2 separate regions of the Homo sapiens genome follow, and region 2 is linked to region 1. A link is a loop called in an ENCODE intact Hi-C map of the cell type or tissue named here. Cell type or tissue: Caco-2. All regions are shown on one strand. Each heading gives the region's core, and the rest is flanking DNA. Links, peaks and the distances in the headings are about the cores only. Region 1 overlaps SYN2 (synapsin II). Region 2 has its middle 59 kb from the start of PPARG.

Region 1 (10,203 bases), core at 4,835-7,334:
CAGGAGGTTGAGGCATTTGGCAAATCTATGTTATGAGTAAAAGTTAAAGGAATTGCAGTTGAATAGCAGACATCTCAATGAGTGCATTAATTAATATCTTTAGCTCTCTGATGCCGCCATGGAGTAGAACTGATTCCAAAAGGCAAATCTGTTAGCAGACAGGTTTTGACCCAGTGTAGGGAGTAAACTCTCTAACACTCAGAAACGGCATGCGGCTGCCACATTGTTGCTGATGTTCAAGCAGGAGCAGGATGAGCAGCTTGTAAGGCACATGGTGAAAGGGGAGGGCTGGGGACTGGGGCTGTTGGAGCAGGTAACTTATAAAATCTCCTTCCAAGCCTGACATGCTGAGATCCAGACTGTGTGCAGCCATGGGACCTGGAAAAGGCTGTGATGAGAATTCAGAATTGAAGGACTGAGGCTGAATAACCTCTGGTGTCTGGTGGGACATTCTACCAGTCCTTTTTTGTACTGGTTCTCTGGTATGAAGAGAAACAGAACACATTTCCAGCTAGGTTTTTCCAGCCACAAAGGCTCTGAAACAAGCTTGTCTAACCTGCAGCCCAGGATGGCTTTGAATGCGTCCCAACACAAATTCATAAACTTCCTTAAAACATTATGAGATATTTTGCAATTTTTTTAGCTTATCAGCCATTGTTAGTGTTAGTGTATGTGTGGCCCAAGACAGTTCTTCTCCCAGTGTGGCCCATGAAAGCCAAAAGATTAGCCACCCGTGTTCTAAAATATGAGGTCTCCTGAGTGCAAGAAGACCAAGCCTAAGAAGGGGTTTCTTCACTCTGAGAAGTGGAGTCTAAAGGGCTGTCCAGTTAGGGAGGGGTCTCTGATCCCCGGCATGGGACTAACAGGGCTTCACTTGAGCTCAGAAGAGGTAAATTTAGGACAAATGAAAGGCCTTCCTGCTTCCCACAGCAGGAATGGCTTTAGCAAATTTCTTCCCCAGTGAGTATAAGCTGAGAATGTGAGGAGATTTGGGGCAGGTTCAGATAAAGCCACTAGTGACTAGATCCCTTAACAGACTATTAAGAGAAACTAACTATTCTGGGACTGTCTTAACTTTTCAGGGACATCTTTAATCATTTGAAGCTGACATTCTGACCTTGAGTGACCTGCCCCTCAGTGCCCCCAGAAGACTCAGGGACTGCCCCCATGGGATATTTCTTGGGTTCTAGGTTATGGGAGGGCCCCACTCCAGGAGATGAGCTCTGCAAGCAGAGAAGCAACTCCCCCCAGGAGGGAAGGAGAAGCGGCTCATCCCTGGGCACCTTTTAGAACCTTTTGGAGGAAGGAAGGTGGGCGCTGGTGACTGCAGGGGCAAGCCCAGAAAGATCCCAAGGTGCCTCAAAACATGCGGTCCCCTTTGCACCGACTAAACCTACAACCTCCTGACCACATTCTTTCCCGCTGCCTCATTCTCCCTGGGGTCCTAGACCAGGGAGCGGGGCCTGGGGGAGCTGATCAGAATAGTTCTGTGGCGTGTCCGGCAAGGAGCTTGGCCTGGCCTCTTTCCTGGGGCCAGACCCTGGGACCCTTTCCCAATTTCCTGTCTCAGATATGCTGAGCAAGCACAGGCCTTCCTCCTTGGTTGGGGCAGCTGGTCTCAGGCCAACAGCTCACAAGTGTTGAGTCACTCAATGTCTTTCCTTCCTCAGCTTTCCATCCTGCTGGGACTTCAGGAGCTCCTTTCTCCAGCTTGTCTGCCGAAAGCCACAGGATGGCATTTTAAAGTTACCTTTGACAAAAACCCACAAACCCTCATCCATGGGCTTGGTTTCTGTCACAGGCCAGTGATTTCCTTTCCAATCATCTCAAGAGCTAATATTTACCATTTCTGCAAGGACCTTGCTGGAACTAAGCAATATACAGAAGGCATGGTATAACCCAGACCAGAATTCCCTGCACATGAAACTGCTATGCATCAGGTGACAGGAAACCACACAACAATATCTTCTCCACTGATGCACGAAATTCTAACATTAGACCTCCCTTCCTTTGGATTGATATTTATTTTTTAAATAGTAGTAGGATGCTCACTTACATTGCCTAACACTTTACAGTTTACAAAGCACACTCTTTAGTTTAAGCCTAACAATCCTTATTTAAGATGTCTTGGGCTGGCAAATGTATCTTTGTTTCACATATCAGCAAAGAGAAGGCAACTGCCTTGCCCAAGGTCACACAGCTGCTAAGCAGGAGAGCTGGATCTTCTGGGCCCCAATTCAGGGAGTTCTCCACAATACTGTGCACCATGCCCTTTTGGTGCTCCCACATCAGCAGAGGCGAAGGTAAGAATGGAATGAGCTGGGCATTTGTGACTCTATATCTCTACGTAAGGAAAATCCTTGCATTCCTCCCTTAACAAGTGGTGGACCTACCAACCTGGAGGAGTCTTGAGCTTCACCAGCTCTCTCCTTCCTCCCTGGCTTCTCTGATCACTAAGCCCAGTAGATTCAGCGTAGCAGGATACCAGCCCAATTAGCTTTGATGGAAGCGGCACACTCTCCTTGCCAAGCTCCTGAAAGCCTATACCTGCAAGACATCTCTGCACAGGTCCAATAACCCTAGGGGTCTTGCTGAGTTTAAGACTCTGTAGCTGGTCCAGGCTGGTCTGGAACTCTGTAGCTAAGAAGGGATTGTCTCAGTTCTCACACACCGGAAGAACTGAAAGAAAAAAAAAAAAAAAAAAAAAAAGCATAAACGAATTCATGGAAGCCTAGAGCCAGAAGGGCCTGTAGAAGTCATGTGCCTGCAGCTACATGAGCCCCCCTAACCAAAGTTTGTCCAAGCACTGCTGAAATACCTCTCATGCCAGGAAGCTCACTACTACCCAAGCCAGCCCTTGACACTATTCAGATTTATATTTGACTAATTTCAATCTTCTACTAAGCCCTAGGTGCTTCCATGGTTACCTCATTTATACCATTTGGGAAACTGTGACTCAGGATAAGTAACTTGCCCAAAGTCACATGTGTAAAGTTGTCATTTCGAGACTTCTAACCATCCTATTTGCTCCATGTACCCATGTTTTTCTGCTAGCATCACCCTTAAGAGGTGGCCAGAACTGGTTGCAGTGCTCTCTCATGAGGCTTGATCAGCCAAAAGAACAGTGGTCCTATCACTTCCCCTTGTCAAGACATAGACATACCTCCAGCTGCATCCAATTTTTGGCAGCATCATTACAGACTGACACCCTTTGAGCCTGTCGTCACTCTGTAAACCCAAAGTTGGTTGGGGTTTATTATTTATTTATATATTTTTTTGAGACGGGGTCTCACTCTGTTGCCTAGGCTGGAATGCAGTGGCGTGATCCTGGCTCACTGCAGCATCCACCTCCCAGGCTCAAGCTATCCTCTTGCCACAGCCCTCTGGGTAGCTGGGACTATAAGCACATGCCACCATGCCCACCTAATTTTTGTATTTTTTGTAGAGACAGCGTTTCATCATGTTATCCAGGCTGGTCTCAAACTCCTGGGCTCAAGTGATCCACGCACCTCGGCCTCCCACAGTGTTGGGATTACAGGCGTGAGCCGCACCCAGCTGGGTTTTTTTTTTTTTATGCTACTATAAGGTCATTTATTCCCCTTCCGTTTTGTGTACAGCTAGGCACAAGCACTGCACTTCACATTCTTACCTGTTTGAATCAATCCAACTTCCTGAGGAAAGCTCTGCCTCTCAGTCTGGCCATGAGTTCCTGCTGTGGGCTGGCTCCAGGCCAGCCTTTGGCAGTGACGCCAGAGTGGCCAGACTTCTGTGGAATTCGGCATCCCAGGATGCTCTGGGTGACTGGAAACAGATCCCATGGTAGCCAAGCCCCACAGGGAATAGGCCCGGAGCCCCTAGTAGACAGCAGGCTTGTAGGTGGAGCCAGGGTGTCTCAGCCTGGCAAGGGACAGTCCTTGGGAATTCTCCTCCCCGCCTCCCGTAGCCCCTGAGAAGTCTTCCATACACAATCTCAGTGGAGCCGGGGCCAAGAGAAGCTTCCTAGGCGCCATCAAGGGTGGCCAAAGCATATTCCCAGGCTGCAGCCCAAAGGACTGCCTCCGGGAGCTCTTCCTCTCAAGCCTGGAAAAGGGCACTTCTGGGCTTAGTTCATCCGTGGGTGTCTTACATGTATATTCCTATGGCTGAGGAAAGACAAGGCCAGCCTACATGGTGTGATCACCCCTGTGAGCTCATCCTGTGTCTGGAGTTCTACCATTAAAGCTTAATCTATGGGATTTAAAACGTTTTCTTGGAATCATAGTTTCACTGGATTGGAAGGAACCTTAGCATTCATCCAGTCAATCTCATGTTTAAAAAAGGAATATTATCTATGATGTCTTTGTCAGGTCATTCACTACCCACTATGTGAACACATACGTCTACCTCCCAAAACAGCCTATCTCACTATTTTTACAAAAGAAAGTTCTACTTGTAGGTGAAAGTCTGCCCAGAGCTTTTGTGCCCACTGGCCCTGGTTCTGCTCTTATGCCACATAGTCTTCTGTAACCCTCTCTGGGAATACCAATTCTCTGGGAGGAGAACATCGTAAGCTGCTCTTGGCCAACATTTGAGATGATGCATTGGGACCCTTCAGTGGTACTGGGCATGAGGCCCTGGGGGAGAGACCAGCGAGAGCCAGTCCGGTAGCTTCACAAACTGGGACTTTTTCTGTCCTTCACCTAAGTATCTGTCTCTGACCATGAGAGGCTGTGGTGTTGAAGGCATGGGCCAGACTAGAGAATGAACAGTAGAGGATCAGGCCTGGACTGAGCAGCTGTTTATGACATAAAGGAGGGAGAAGGCTAGAAAGGGCAAGCCCAGCCATGCTGAAGCAACCAGGAGTGCTGATGATACCTCATACGGTACTGTGAGGTACAGGGAGATAGTGCACAATAGTGCATCCATGTTACTTGGAACACAGTAAGCACGCCATAAATGTCAGCTCTAGGTGATTTAGAGAAGTTAAGAGACACAACTAGAAAAAAGGTTTAGGAGGTTAATAGGTAGCCCCAGAGAAGATAGATTGGAAAGAAAAAGATGAAAGAATTAGGAGACTATTCTAGCAAGAAATGATAAAGGCCTGACCAAAGTTAGTCCAGGGAAGATGGTGACTCAGATACCAGGAGGGAAAAGTGGAGGAGTCCTGAAGGCTGATGGGATGGAGTGGTTTCCAGCTGGCTTCCCGGGTATGGGTATTGCAGTGTCAGGCTCAGACTGTGCCTTATGGATCCCAAGAAGGTCCCCAGAGGAAGGGAAAGGAAGTAGTGTTCTCACTGTGACTTGTGGGGGTTGAGGGTTATGGTAGAATGGGCACTCTGATGTGGTGGCACTGAGGACATTTCAAAGGCCCCCCTCCCAGCTGCTCTCCCAAATCCTCTCAGTAGAACAGTTCCGAGTAATGAGGTTAAAAGACTGTGATACTGAGAAGGTAACACTTCCTGGCAGTGGAGCTGAAAACAGGCCATAATGGGCAGGGAGATAAATGGCCAGAATGGGATGTCCAAGGGAAATGGGGAGCAGGAGGAGAAGCAGCTTTATGTGGGAGTAGGGCTGAGGGGCACATCAAGAGGGGAGAGGAGCACTGATGGTGAAGCGAGTGCTCACTGAGGACATGCTTGTTTTTAGCCACCGCCTTGCCTTGGAAGCCCCTCATTGACATCACCGTTGGCACACTTGGCAGACTTTAGGCTTCACAGAACATTTCCCTTGTGCTGAACTCAGACTCCAAACGTTCACTGCCTCTAATACAAGCATTAGACAAACTAAGTCGCACAGGTCTTTAATCCCGTCAGGGCATAATCAGAATCACGGCTGGGAGAGGGAGCATGGGATCGGAGCCATGCTGTTGGGTTAAGTGTAGTCATGCTGTTTGGGAGGGAAAAGCAGCCTGGCCTTGAGCGCTGTTACAAACATTAATGTCTTACTCTTTCCCTCTAAGGTAAGGAGGGTTCTGAGAAACAAATGACGACCCCTTTCTTTAAGTCCCTCCCTTTGGGAGTTCCCAGCCGAGTCCAAAGAGTGGATCTGATCTCCTGAGTCAGGCCTAGAACTGATCCCACTCCGGAGTTAACTCCAGATGAGAAGTGAGCCAAGCCTAGGCTAGTCACTAGGTCCGGCTGGGCGCAGGCATGCGCACACATACACTCCTCCCCTGCCCTCCTGCTCACCTGCCCCTAGAGCCACCTATAGTCCAACCCTGTCTCTGGGGTTTGGCGTTGGCCCTCCCTTTCCTTTAGACAGCCAGGCCTGTACGTAGAAGTGGGAGCTGGACTTGGACAGGCATCAGAAAACCAGAAAAGAAACCAGGTGGTGCTAGAGGACGCAAAGCTTCTAGAAAGAATGAGTCTAAATGGAGGAAAATGAAAAAGGGGTTGAAGAGGTCTCAGGCATTGTTACCAGAGTGGCTCCAAGCCCCAGACTGCCCACACTGCCCCAACAACACCCGAGGCTGAGGGTCCCCTTTAAAGTGTTTCTGGAGCAGCAGAAGCCTATGGCCAGATCCCACTGGATCCCACCAGGTCCCACCGGATTCCACTGCGGCCTTGCCATGGAGCCACGTGGTTTCTCTTTGGAATTCAGTGGCTTGGAGTTTTGTTTTTATCTCTTACATTTTTGTCTTCCAGAGCGGAACACTTAAGGATCCGGACTCAAGCAAGACCCCACCTCAGCGGCCACCCCCTCAAGGTTGTTTACAGTATATTCTCGACTGTAATGGCATTGCAGTAGGGCCAAAACAAGTCCAAGCTTCTTAAAATGATTGGTGGTTAATTTTTCAAAGCAGAAATTTTAAGCCAAAAACAAACGAAAGGAAAGCGGGGAGGGGAAAACAGACCCTCCCACTGGTGCCGTTGCTGCGTTCTTTCAATGCTGACTGGACTGTGTTTTTCCTATGCAGTGTCAGCTCCTCTGTCTGGTTGTTTACCTGTTCCTGTTCGTGCTTGTAATGCTCACTTATGTTTTCTCTGTATAACTTGTGATTCCAGGGCTGTTTGTCAACAGTATACAAAAGAATTGTGCCTCTCCCAAGTCCAGTGTGACTTTATCTTCTGGGTGGTTTGATAGTGTTTTTAAAAGTAATATATAATGTGGGGTGAAATGGGAGTAGGGGGGTGGACAGGGGAGAAACGAAAACCACAAAAAGAAAACCCAACTCCTCTCCTCCCCCCAAGCTCAGTTAAATCCCCCACCTCCAACTTTCCCTCCACCAGTGTGCTTGGGATCTTCAATGAACTGTGCTTTTCGCTTTCTTTCTGCATGACTATTGTAACTAGATAGAACATTAAGAGATTTTCAAGATCAAACTTCCATAGCTTCATCCACTGAATTTGAAGGCATCCACCTTTTTCTCCATTTGCTAAAATTTGGTGCAGTTTGAGTTTATGTGAATAGGCTGGCTGTGCCTGTAGAGCTCTTGTGTTTTTAGTGATGACATGAAATACAAAGAACAAGCTATTTCCAGGAATGTGTTCTGTATTTTACATCCCAGTGTACCCTTTATTTTATTATTAACTAATTAACTATGAGATTTTTAAAAAATGGGGCCGCTGATGTGCAATATCAAAGTGAACTTGTGAGTATTTTGTGTGTGTTGATCTCAGTTGTTTCTTCATTGTTGCTGTTTCTGGATCCAGCCATGTGTGCGCTTGTGTGGACCTGAGGCTGCTTTCTGTTCCCAAAGCTTGACCTGTGTACAGAGATAATTCCTTGGCAATGTTGGACATAGAATGCAGGGAGCTACTGAAGGTCTGTCAGGGATTTGTCCATTCTGCTCTTGGCCTCTCCTGAGGCCTCATAATGGGAGACCAAATCAAAAATGTCCCATGTCACTTGAGTGGGTACACTGCCTACAGAACCTTGAGGTTGACTCCTGCTTCAGTTCTCAGCTGTTTACCACAGCCCTCCAGGGTCCAAAGATTGAGGAGCTTTCTCTTTCCTGGGAGGAACTGTCTCAGATTTAGCTTGTGTGTGTTTTGGACAGAGGCTCCACAGCGGTGGCTCTTGAGGAATCCTCACCAGTTTGTTCTCTTCCCTCTGACAAGCAGCACCTGAGCAGATGCTGAGGCAGTTCATTAAACCAGGCCTCAGCTTCAGTGCCTCATCTTGCCATCTCCCGGCCAGGCTGGGAACGGGCACCAAGCAGCCGCCTCTAACAAACACCATGGTCCGTGGAAGTTCATGCCAGCAGCTTGCCTTTGAGAAGAAATGCTGCTGGCTCTATTTTTACATTCCCTTCCACCTCTATACTGTCATGTCACCGTTCTGAACTCCCAGATCTGAGAAGGAACTAGTGTTGGTGGTATGTAACAAGAGTTACGTATCCAGGGGCTTGTGCCTTGGTTTCTCCTTTGATTGCTGGTAAATTCTGAGGCCACAGAGAAATGCATTGAGTGTGAATGTTGTCATCTGTAATCCCTCCCTCAGCTGATAATGGTAGTTGATCTGTTGTAAATATATACATATATGCATATTTGCACTTCCAGATGGGTTGCATAAGAATCAGGTCCTTAAATACCTCCCAATCTGATGAAACGATAGAATAAAGTAACATTTCCCAGAATGGAGGAATACATTATTTTATCGTATATTTTTGTCCAAGCGATGAGCTGACGGTGGTATTGCTTCTCTGCATGTTATCAGTGTGTACATCTGGTGCTTTTCATGTGTCATTTGTGAGCCACAAATGCAAAGTTGCCATTTGAATTCAGTCAGGCTACAGGGTGGTGTCAGTCAAGGTCTTTCAGGTGGGGGAGAAATTGGTTAGGGCTCCCACTGCCAAATGCAAGCAGATAGCATAACCTGACTGTTATGTGCCCTCAGGCAGCATGCTTAGGGACAACTCTGTGGCCTGGGGGACATCTGTGTCACAGTATAGGATTGCCATTCAGGTGTTTTGTACCTATTTCTTTCCTGACGTTGTCCCCTTTTTTTGTACTGATCCAACTGGGAGAACCTCAGCCAATGCTGGAAGTATGATTGAAGTACCTCTCTTTTGTGACTCTTGTACAGCTTAATGTGCAATAAAGGAAAAGTTATATCTGTCTTCAGTGTTAAGTTGTAACGTTTCTGGCTATCCAAGTATCTGCACAAATGGGAAAGCACTCAGGTTTCTGGTGCAAGAGACTGAGCTATTAACCTGTATTACCTTACAGGAGAATGCTAATGCAAATGATGCCAAACTTTGGAAGTGGCAAAAGCTGGTTAATGTGAAATAATCTGCTAATCTATCATCTTCACTAGTTATTTGATTTGAATTTGGAGCTTCTTAAACCTGCAGAATTCCATTGATTTATGTATGTGTTTATTTCTCTGTAACTAACTCTGGTATTATTTGGTTAGATGATAAAGGGTATTCTGTGCCCTATAGTGGGGAACTGAGCGGATAGTCATGGGTGCACAGTGGCATAGACATACAGTTCTGCCTCTCCAGAGGGTGCAGATGTTCTGGTGTTTCTTAAAAACTAAGTGATAATACAACTAGCTGGTGCTGAGTTTCTGTAAGTCCACTCCCTCCAGCAGGCCCGTGGATGTGGACTGTGGGATTGAGGCTGAGAGACTGGACCTCCCAGGGCAGTCGTGCATCATTTCCACTAGTCAGTAGGTGCTAATGGGGATGGCTTTTGATTTCTAAGCGTTGGGACCCTCCTCAGCAAACTCTAGGCAATCTGGTACCACCTTAATGCCTGTCAACTCCCAGAGGAAGGAGGACCTTTTTCCTCTCCAGGCCACCAGATGGTTTAGTGTTTCATGCTGGGAGGAGGGTGTGCTGTTCCTTTTTAGGGGGGCTTTCATTTGCCAAATGGCACCCACAACATCCCCAGGGGAGAGTGGGGTTTGGATGTCTTGAGAATTCTACCACACATGGCTGAGAGGTTCATCCTGCTAGAACCCCTTGAGGATATTACTGAGAGGCAAAACAGTGCCTAGGAAGAATGGATTTCTCCTGGTTGTGGGCATGAGTTAATGCTAAAATGAAGCCCTGGTGGGGCATGGTGGGCCTGGCAATCAGACCCACGCAGGCTTGGAGCAGGACCAAGGGCAGCTCCATAAAACAGCATATGTCAGTGACCATCGAGGTGATCATAAGGTACGGAATACTTTTTGAAGAACTTGCTCAACCCTATTATCTTTGAAACACTACCCCTTAAAAGACAACTAAGACCAGGGCTTACACTTTTTAAAGTTTTATGTTTGGGAAAACCAAGG
Region 2 (10,203 bases), core at 4,296-6,795, 48 kb after region 1:
AAGTTTGATGAGAAAAAAACCTATCCCTGGCCGGGGCCACTGCCTGTGTGGAGTTCGCTCGTTCTTCCCATATCTGCAGGGGTTCTCTCAGGGCACTCCGCTTTCCTCCCACATTCCAGAGATTATGCACATTAGGTTCTTTGGCGTATCCCAGTGTGAGTAAGCGTGGGTGTGTGTGAGTGCGCCCTGCCATGGGATGTGAGTGTGGTTGGTGTGGGTGTGTGTGAGTGCGTCCTGGCTGGGGCTGGCTCCTGCCTTCTGAGCTGCCTGGCTGGACTTTGGCCACCTGAAACCCTGAATTGTTATAATTGGGTAACTCTTCTTATTTGTTTTTATTTATCTTTTTAAATGTATGTGTAGCTCACATTTATTTCAATGTTTACTGTTAGAAGTGTTTTGGTCTTTATTTAGAAGTTTGGTGGGTTTTGAGACCAGAAATATGCCATAGGAACTTAACTCTTGTTTACATTGGTCTATGGTAAAATTGGTTTCTTCAATGAAATCCCTATCAAAATACCAATGACATTCTTCACAAAAATGAAAAAAAAAATCCTAAAATTTATATGGAATCACAAGAGATCCCAAATAGCCAAAGCAATCCTAAGCAAAAAGAACAAAGCTGGAGATGTCACACTACCTGACTTCAAAATTTACTACAAAGCTATAGTGACCAAAACAGCATGATTTTGGCATAAAAACAGACACATAGACCAATGGAACAGAACAGAGAACTCAGATATAATTCCACACAATTACAGCCACCCCATCTTCAATAAAGATCCCAAGAACATACACTACGGAAAGGACAGTCTTTTTAATAAATGGTGCTGGGAAAACTGGATAGCTATAAACAGAAGAATGAAACAAGACCTCTATTCCTTACCATACACAAATATCAAATCAAAATGGCTTAAACACTTAACTCTAAGACCTGAAAAATGAAAGTACCAGAAGAAAACATGGGAAAATGCTCCAGGTCTGGGGAAAATTTTTTATATAAGACCTCAAAAGCACAGATAAATCAAAGCAAAAATAGACAAAGAGGATTACATCAAGCTAAAAAGCTTCTGCACAGCAAAGGAAACAATCAACAAAGTGAAAAGACAACTCGCAGAATGGGAGAAAATATTTGCAAACTATCCATCTGACAAGGGATTAATAACCAGAATATACAAGGAGCTCAAACTGCTCAATAGCAACAAATCAAATAATCTGATTAAGAAAGTGGGCAAAAGATCTGAACAGACATTTCTCAAAAGAAGACATACAAATGGCCAACAGGTACATGAAAAACTGCTCAACATCACTAACCATCAGAGAAATGCAAATCAAAACTACAATGAAATGTCATCTCACCCCAGTTCAAATAGCTTGTATTAAAAAGACAGGCAATGATAGACGGTAGTGAGGATGTGGAGGAAGGGGAACCTTCATACACTGCTAGTGGGAATGTAAGTTAGCATAACCATTATGGAGAAGTTTGAAGGTTCCTCAAAAAACTAAAAATAAAACTTCCATATGATCCAGCAACTACACTACTAGGTATATATTCGAAAGAAAGGAAATAAATATATTGAAGAGATACTTGCACTCCCATGTCTATTTCAGTGCTATTCACAATAGCCAAAATATGGAATCAACCTAAGTGCCCATCAATGGATGGATGAATAAAGAAAATGTAATATATATACACAATAGAATATTATTCAGCCATAAAAAAAGAATTAAATGCTGTCATTTGCAGCAATATGGATGGAACTGGAGGCCGTTATGTTAAATGAAATTAGTCAAGCACAGAAAGACAAACACTGAATGTTCTCACTCATATATGAAAGCTAAAAAGTAGCTCTCATGAAGGTAGAGAGTAGAATAGTGGTTACCAGAGGCCAGGAAGGGTAGGAGGAAGCAAGGCGGAATGGAAGGGAAAAAAGAAAATAAATGTATTTATTACCACTGAACTGTGCACTCAAAAATGGTAAAGATAGTAAACATATATATTTTTACCTCAATAAAAAATAAATAAAATTTTAAAAATTGGTTTTATTATACGTTGTTTTGCTTAAAGTTGCAATTTCCAAGAACCTATTGAAGACACTGAGTGAGGACCTCTGCCTTGATCTTCTTCTACTTCCACTTCTTGATTTCCGTATTTTCTAGAGAATTCCTTCGAGTGAAGATTTTATAGTTTACTAGTTGAGATCATGAAAATCAGGTTTCCAAACATAGATTATAGATTATAGACTATAGACTAACATTTACTGCATTATTATCATTATTATTATTTTGAGACAGGTCTCACTCTGTTGCCCAGGCTGGAGTGCAGTGGCACCATCTCAGCTCACCGCAGACTTGATCCCCTGGCTGAAGCGATCCTCCCACCTCAGCCTCCCAAGTAGCTAGGACTACAGGTGCACACCACCACACCCAGCTAATTTATTTTTGCATTTTTTGCAGAGGTGGGGTTTCTCCATGCAGGCTGTACTGCATGGCCTTTATTGAAGAGGTTTTATGTCTTTGCTTCTAGCCTATGAAGTGTCCGGAATTTTTCTTATAATTTTATTTTTTAAATGTTAGAAATGTTTATTTTGACTGTCTTCTGTTTTCTTTCTTCTTTTATACCAAAGTTTATGCTCCAAAAGAAAAAAATGTTTATGAACACACATTTTCCTGTCTTGGCCTTCTTCAGATTCCGTTGCTCTGATATTCTTGCTGCAAAAATTTAGACAAGTGTTGTATACCTTCATTCTTTGCTTTGACGTAAGGTCTCCATCCTAGTATTTTGACAGTTCGCTCTGATAATCTCTCTACTGCATTAGTTCCACCTGGAAGTTTCTAGTCCTAAAATACTGAAGTAGCCTGGTTAACCAAGTTACATTCAGGGATTAGAAAAAGCATTGGAAAAAACTTTAGTGTTCCAATGTAGTGCAAATGTTAATTTAGTTAAATCACTTATGAGCAAAAAAAGTATCACTGATCAAAACAAGCACACTCTAAACTAATGTAACTCATTTCACAGACTATCTGTCGTCGAAGGGATCTTAGAGATCACCTGATCTAAGTCCCTGATACCACAGATGAAGCCCGGAGAGGAGAAGTGAATTCCCCAGAGTCACAGAGCTGGGTAATAGTGACAAAAGCTGGAACTTGAAGCTAGGTCTCTTGATTCAGAAAGCTTGGTACTCTGCCACATAACCACTGAATTCCTTTTACTTTCTCTCCAAATCACTCCATGAACCAAGAGAATTTTCTTGACTCAGTACTTTGGTGACCACAGTTATTTTAACTTCATTGCTCTGTCAACCTCAAGTGGGTTTCTGGCATTCCCAGTTCCTAATTCGGTTATGCAATCCATCAGCAAAATTTGACCAACGCAATTTAGCTTGGGTGAGAAAATGTTTAGGCACTTTCATCAATAGTTTTTTTTTTTTTAAGCTTGATGAGACCATTTGATCTGCTGCAGGTGAACCCAATGTACTAAAATAATTGTTAGGACATGTGCACGTTCCTTTTATAAAATGCCTCACATAACATACATCTCTGTGTGAATTTTAGCCTCGCTTTGTGGTAGGATGAACCTCTTTTTCTGACCAAAAAGTACATGCAAATTGGTTCACTTCCCATAAACTTGGGTTCCATCTAAACAAATTGGTTAATTAAATAAGTAACAAATGAATATCCAATTATACAAATATTCATCAGGGAGGGCCATCAGGGTGAGCTTTCGACGTGAATAAGCGTCTTAGAATTACTCAAAAAAGATAAGAGTGGTGCCAAGCTGGGGGATTCTATTTCACAAATATTTCCCTTTCATATCTCTGGTCTTTGTCAATCTCTTTGGAGTCACCAAGGCAGACAAGCAATTGACAGTTTCTTGCAGTAAATTATTTTGCCTGGAAATCCTGCATAGCAGGTATTGCCTGACTTAGCTGGAAATGATAAACTAGCAATGTTGCTATTCGAGTTGGGAGGACCTGAAGGAGCATAAAGCTACCTGCTGTGTTTTCATATCTCCTAAAGGGAGTGATAAAGAACTTCAGTTTAATGGAGGGGGTTGGGGACGGGGTGAAGAGAGCAAGAAGAACCAGACTTCTCCAAAGCCTTCCCTTTGGGTTAAACTACCCAGAGAAAAAGCCAAACCCAGCCTTGATCACAACTCCATTCTGCAGCAACATCTCCAAAGATATCACAGATCTACAAAGATCTGAGTTATAAAAATCTTTCCCTGGCTTCTCCTGGAATGTTCTGAACTGGCTTCTTAAGAAGTGTTCTCCTGTGTCTGGTGTGGGTGAATCTGACGTGGCTTCTTGTATTTGCCAGAGGTGAATGGACTGTGCCAAAATGACCCACATCCTTCCCAGGGGTTTGGTGGGTGCTGATACCTAAGGTACTGCAGGTATTTTAGTGTCCTGCTGCCTGTCTGGAGCCAGGTGGCCTCATTTAAAAATTCTTGAGCCTCATTCTGCACTAGCCCCCACCACCACCATCACCGCCACTAACCTCCTGGCATTCTTCCCTAGGGCACTGGGATTCAGGCTGAGACCTGCTTTCTTACAGAGATGTTTCCTTCCTATCTGGCATATCCAGGTAGAAATCACGTTTCATAATGTTTTTCTCCTTTTGTTCTCAGATGTTCTAAGTCGGCTCCCTGCAGCACATGTCAACATTAGAACACCTGGGGCAGAGCTGGCTCCCAGAACAAAAGGACACTGCCAACAAGCTTGCTTAGTGTTTCTCTGCAGTGGAAATCTTGGGACTGCGGCCTGCTTAGAAATACCCGAGATAATGCAGGGGAGAAAAAAAGTGCAAGGCTTCCTATTAGAACAAGATAGAAAACCACATAGATCGTTTTAAGGAAGCTGAGCTTTTGACTGGACATGAGGGGAAATGGCGTAGGGAAGGTGGCCTGTCACTGCCCCGCTTTTGTTGAGTGTACTTTGGGCTTTATTTCGTTGGTCACGATTGCAGCAGGTTCTGCTGCTGACCTTCTATCAAGATGGTCCCTGGGTAATGTGGGGTCCAGCATCAGCTCTTGAGGAAAGTGGAAAGGCTGCTGAGTGTATGCGCCACAAGAAGCCCCTCCCTCAGCTCTGTCTCTCAATCACTAAGAATGTTGATTCACTAAAGTCCAAACTTGCGCTGGCGCCATCTTGGCCTCTCATGCCCTCCCTGGTCTCTCTCCGTCACCTCCATAAAAAGCTACAAGTGAGTCAGCTGCAACGGGAAAAAGGAAAGAGGTGTGTTTCTGGCTCCCATACATATGACTCTGAGCAGAGAACAACTGCAAACAAAGCCTTAAACCTGAAACTCTAAAGGGCAGGGTGTGGGAAGGTTTGCGGCCCGGTGCGGGCAAGGTTGAAGTGGCATGTTCAGCAGGTTGGACATGTGTACTTTCCTTCCATTTAATAATTAGAAAGGAATGAACTCTCCCCACTGAACTGCGGCCCAGCTCTGGTGCTCCTCGTGGAAAATACCACTTAAGACAACACCAAGCTTCAAAGCCCTTGCATTTCCTGGCCAAGGATAAAGGGTTCCCTCTTTCCCTGCAGTGAGTCCTACCCCTCTGAACCCAGCGCCAGTTACTCATGTTCTAGAATGTTTATTAATTAAGTTTGGCTTCTCTGGTTGATTTTGCAGAAAGATTTTTTTTTTCACACTTTGAAATCAAGCATCTGCACATGGGTTGGTTGGCAGTCTGTTTGCAGACAAGGATGCAGAAAGAAAAGTCCTTGGACTCCATGCCGTGTTGTGTGGCTGCAGAACGCTGCCTCTAGTGCCATTCCTCAAGGTCTGCATAACTAGAAGAAGTTATCTGTGTTGTTAACAGGAGACAATATCACCCTGTCGTACCTCTGTGGAATGTTGCTAGGTAAGAAATGAGAATTGTTCATCCAGGCCTGCAGAGGCCTCTCATGAAGGACCGGCAGATATTTTGCAGGAATCCTGGATTGTTTCCCTTGATATGAGGCTTAAACATCTAGAAAAACATTATGAAATGTGATTTCAATCCACCTGGCAGTAAGGGACCCTGTGGTGTTAGGTTTTTAAAAACTCACACACACTTATAACCATGGAGACAAGTTTTAGCCTGTACCTTGGAGCCCCTAGTTAAATCCCAGGAGACAACGCAACAGAGAATGTGTAGGGTGGGATTCAGTGGACTCGAGTCAGACCACCCAGGTTCCAATCCCAGCTCCTTCACTTATTAATGCTAAGTAGGAGACAGCGACAAATTACTGAACCTCTTTGTGCTGTGGTTTCCTCATCCTTAAAAGGGGAACAATAGTAGTCCCTACCTCGCAGAGTTGCTACGAGGATTAAATTATATTTGTAAAGTGCTTAGAAGTGTGTCTGACACATAGTAAGCTCTATATAAGTGTTTGCTAAATAAATAAAGGTGTATGTTGCAATTGTATTAGTTTGTGAGGGCTTCTATAAGAAAGTACCACAGGCTGGGTGGCTAAAACAACAACAATTGATTGTCTCACAGTTCTCGAGGCTGGAAGTTCGAGATCAGGGTGTTGGCAGGGTTGGTTTCTCCTGCAGTCTCTCTCCTTGGCTTGTAGACGGCCACCTTCTCCCTGTGTCCTCACGTGGTCTTCCCTCTGTAGCTGTCTGTGTCCAAATTTCCTGTTCATAGAAGGACACCAGTAATATCAGATTAGGCCCTGCCGGAATGACCTCATTTTAATTTAATCACTCCTCTAAAGGCCCTATCTCCAAATACAGCCACATTCCGAAGTACTAGGGGGTAGGACTTCGACATAGGCATTTTGGGGGGTGGGTAATGCAATTCAGCCCATAGCAACACTTTTAACATGAGCTCCTCTGGCTCCAGGGGGACTGTGTGCAGCTGAGATAGACATGTGTAATGGCAACTACCAAACCACATGCAAGGAGGCTCTTCGATCTGTGTGAATCATCTTTCAGCCCTGGTATGTTCATCCATCAAACTCTTATTTTATACTATACTCACAGGCTGGGCCTCTTCTGGGGACTTTAGGAGCACATTTCTTTAATTGGTCAAGTCTTTCATTTTCAAGCTCTATTGGATTCTCCCTAGTCCCGGCGTCCTTTTGCTAAAATCTGTCTTTGATAGACTTTGAGTATGTTGCTCATCAATCAATCCTTCATCTTTCCAGAGTGTCTTGATTCTTTAAGACTGCTTGCACACAGACTCAACCTGTTCTGTTTTTTAACTAATTTGATAGTTTTGTTTCTAATTCTTCATGGCGTGCCTTAATGGGTGGGACAGAATGCTCTGTATCTCACCACGCATGCAAGAGTGTTAGCTTATGAACAACTGGCTTGTTCTGATGGGGAAGGAAGCCCAAAGAAATACCATAGGAGTCATTAATTTTAGAAGTAGTAATGAAGATAAAATCCAAGTGTAAGTTTGAATAAAAAAAGGAAATTTAAAAATCAAGAATCCCCCCAAACCTGAAGACACAGTGGATTAGGCTTTGAGCTTCAGAAGAGCAGTTTACTCTTGGTTGTCTAGTACTCTTGTTTTTTTTTTTCTTTAATTCTCCATGGTGACTAATGTAATTTTGAACATATATAAGTGCTCAATGAATATTTGTGCATTAAAAGCATTTGATTGAGGCTAAAGTTTAAAAGAGACTATCTTAGGGCTTATCTGCAGAAAATTTATTAAATTCATTAATATGTAAAAGTACAAGTAAATGACTCAAAGGGGGTTTGAAAATATAAATGACTCAAAAGAGACTCAGAAGTAGAGGGCGTTTCTCATATAGGACCATTTACTCAAAGGGAAAAATATCAAAAATATTCTCATACAAAGAGGAACAATCTACTTAATTTGAGATAACAGTTTAACTCTCCTGCTTTAAACTTAAGAAGAGAAACAAGAAATCATAGATGATAGAAGAAGGACATTTGCCTAGTTCATTTAAACCAAATCCCTCAACAGAGGCTCGGAGAGATGAATTAACTTGTCCAAGATCATACTGGATACCAAGCTGCTAACCTGATTCCCATATCCTATGCTTCCTCCTTTCTCCTGGTGATCTGGTGATTTATTTAGTACATAAATAATTTTTAATAGGCTTCAGTTTCAGAAAGCATGCACAGTAGTCAAGAAATGGGTGCAACCCACCTGTTCATTGACAGATGAGTGGATAAAGCAAGATGTGGTCTCTCTTACAGTGGGATGTTACTCAGCCTTAAAAAGGAGTGAGTGTCTGACACATGCTACACTATTGATAGTCCTGTGTCAAATGGAATAAACCTGTCATGAAGGAACAAATACTGTAGGAATCCACTTATATGAGGTTTCTTATGTAGTCACATTCGTAGAAACAGAAAGTAAATGGTGGCTGCCAGGGGCTGGACGAGTGAGAAATAGGGAGTTGTTTAATGGGAGCAGAGTTTCAGTTTTGCAAGATGAAAAGAGTTTTGCGTGGTCACACAACAGTATGAATATACTTAACATTACTGGACTGGATTCTTAGAAATGGCTAAGAGGGTAAGTTTTATGTTAGGTAGTTTTTTGCCACAATTAAAACAAACAAACAAACAAACAAATAAATAATAAATAACGGCTGGGTGCAGTGGCTCACACCTATAATCCTTCAGAGGCCAAGGTGGGAGGATCACTTGAGCCCAGTAGTTTTGAGACCAGCCTGGAGTTTGAGACCAGCCTGGACAACATAGAGAGACCCTGTCTCTACAAAAAATTAGAAAATTAGCCAGGCGTGGTGATGTGTGCCTGTAGTCCCAGCTACTCAGGAGACTGAGATGGGAGGATCCATTGAGCCCAGGAATTTGAGGCTACAGTGAGCTGTCATCACACCACTGCCCTCTAGCATGGGCAACAGAGTGAGACCCTATCTCTAAAATAAATAAATAAGAGAGAGAGAGAAAGAGAGAGAGAGAGAGAGAGATAGGGAAAGTATGGGAGACAAAACACACACACACACACACACACACACACACAAAATGATGAGAGGAAAAAAGGGGCAGAATACCAAAGAGAGAGAGGGAAAAGCAAAGATGCATCCAGCTTTTTGCAGCCACGGAGCTCCCATCGCTGCCCCCTCCCCACATCCAGACTTCTGCTCTGATTCTCACTTCCACTCACCACACGTACCCATCTGTTCACCAAAATCACACTGCTGTTCACACCAGAAGTCCCTCCTCTACGATCAGATTCCTAATCCCAATTTCTACTCACACACCTCGTGGGAGGCCAACACCTTCTTCTGGTTCTTCATTCTCTTCCTCCCCAGGGCTGACCATCACCAAAGCCAAACAGCTCTGCCATACTTTCTACTCTCTAGGTAGCCAAGGAGCAGAACTAAACACAAGTGTGAAGATGAAATTTATTTCAGGATCCCTTGTGCAGCTCCTGGGCAGGCAAGGGGTTCTCACTGTGCTCAGCCCACAGGCTCTCCATCTTCTCAGGCCAGCTGCCCTTTCTTTGCACAGCCTTCTCTACTTAGTTCCTGCACCATCTCCTTCCCTCCCTCCATCTCCAAGCACCCTACCCCGCAATCACATCACCACCTCTCCTACACACGATTCTAATTGGCTCTCAGGCGATGGTCATGCTAAAAATAGAATTAGACTACAGAAATGATACCGGAGCAATATGGAAAGATGATGACTTATTTTCATGTGTTAATCTCTCAGGGACTATTTGCATTGTAGTGGGTGATACAACTCACATGACCATCTCCTGAATGGGAAAATGTTAGCCATCAGAGGCGGGTCTTTGGGAGAACCATCTTAGGATGGTGAGACCTTTGAGGTACTCACCCAAAAGCCATGTAGCTCTGCCTCCTTTTCCCTCTTTTCTGCTCCCTGAGCCTGGTATGTGTTGGTGGCTTGTCCACCTAATCACCCTGAACTCCTGAGAAGTCTGCCCCTGTCTCTGTGACAGTGTCACCTTAGAGGGAAACAAAATTTGAAGTGTTGTGCTTGGCTCCATAGGCAGAGATTCCAAAGTCCCTACTTTCGAGTAGCTAATAATCCACATCTACTGCCTCAGTTGGGTGGCCAATTCAGAAAAATTATCATTGGGAGACTTCAAAAGAATGGCCAGTTGAAGCATATTTCTTAAATTCCTGGTAAATCAGGTTTCATCCTCTTCCTAATGGAAGCTTTCCCCAAACCTGCTGCTTTTAGATAACATCAAATTCTTGTCTGAGCTTCATCTTTTAAAATGTCTTCTTTACTTGGTTG

What was found. A loop is a pair of places that touch in the nucleus more often than their neighbours do. Peaks named below come from ENCODE experiments on the same cell type or tissue, not always from the same donor. Only the 100,000 strongest peaks of a DNase experiment are listed, where the experiment ranks them.
Region 2: a loop joins it to region 1, with 2.2 times the contacts of the local background. A loop is called at or near these places in 6 of 110 quality-filtered maps.

Annotation. Positions count from the first base shown.
Region 1 is chr3:12,176,689-12,186,891 of GRCh38, forward strand. SYN2 (synapsin II) reads left to right here. Exons shown (of 13, transcript NM_133625.6): 11 at 6,624-6,684. Among named protein-coding and RNA genes, the nearest start is that of TIMP4, 23 kb to the left of the region's middle. RefSeq lists an enhancer at 1,463-2,662. In Caco-2, for the core only: no CTCF peak of the experiment used is centred there; no DNase peak of the experiment used is centred there.
Region 2 is chr3:12,224,780-12,234,982 of GRCh38, forward strand. No RefSeq gene overlaps it. Among named protein-coding and RNA genes, the nearest start is that of PPARG, 59 kb to the right of the region's middle. In Caco-2, for the core only: no CTCF peak of the experiment used is centred there; a DNase peak (open chromatin) is centred at 5,776.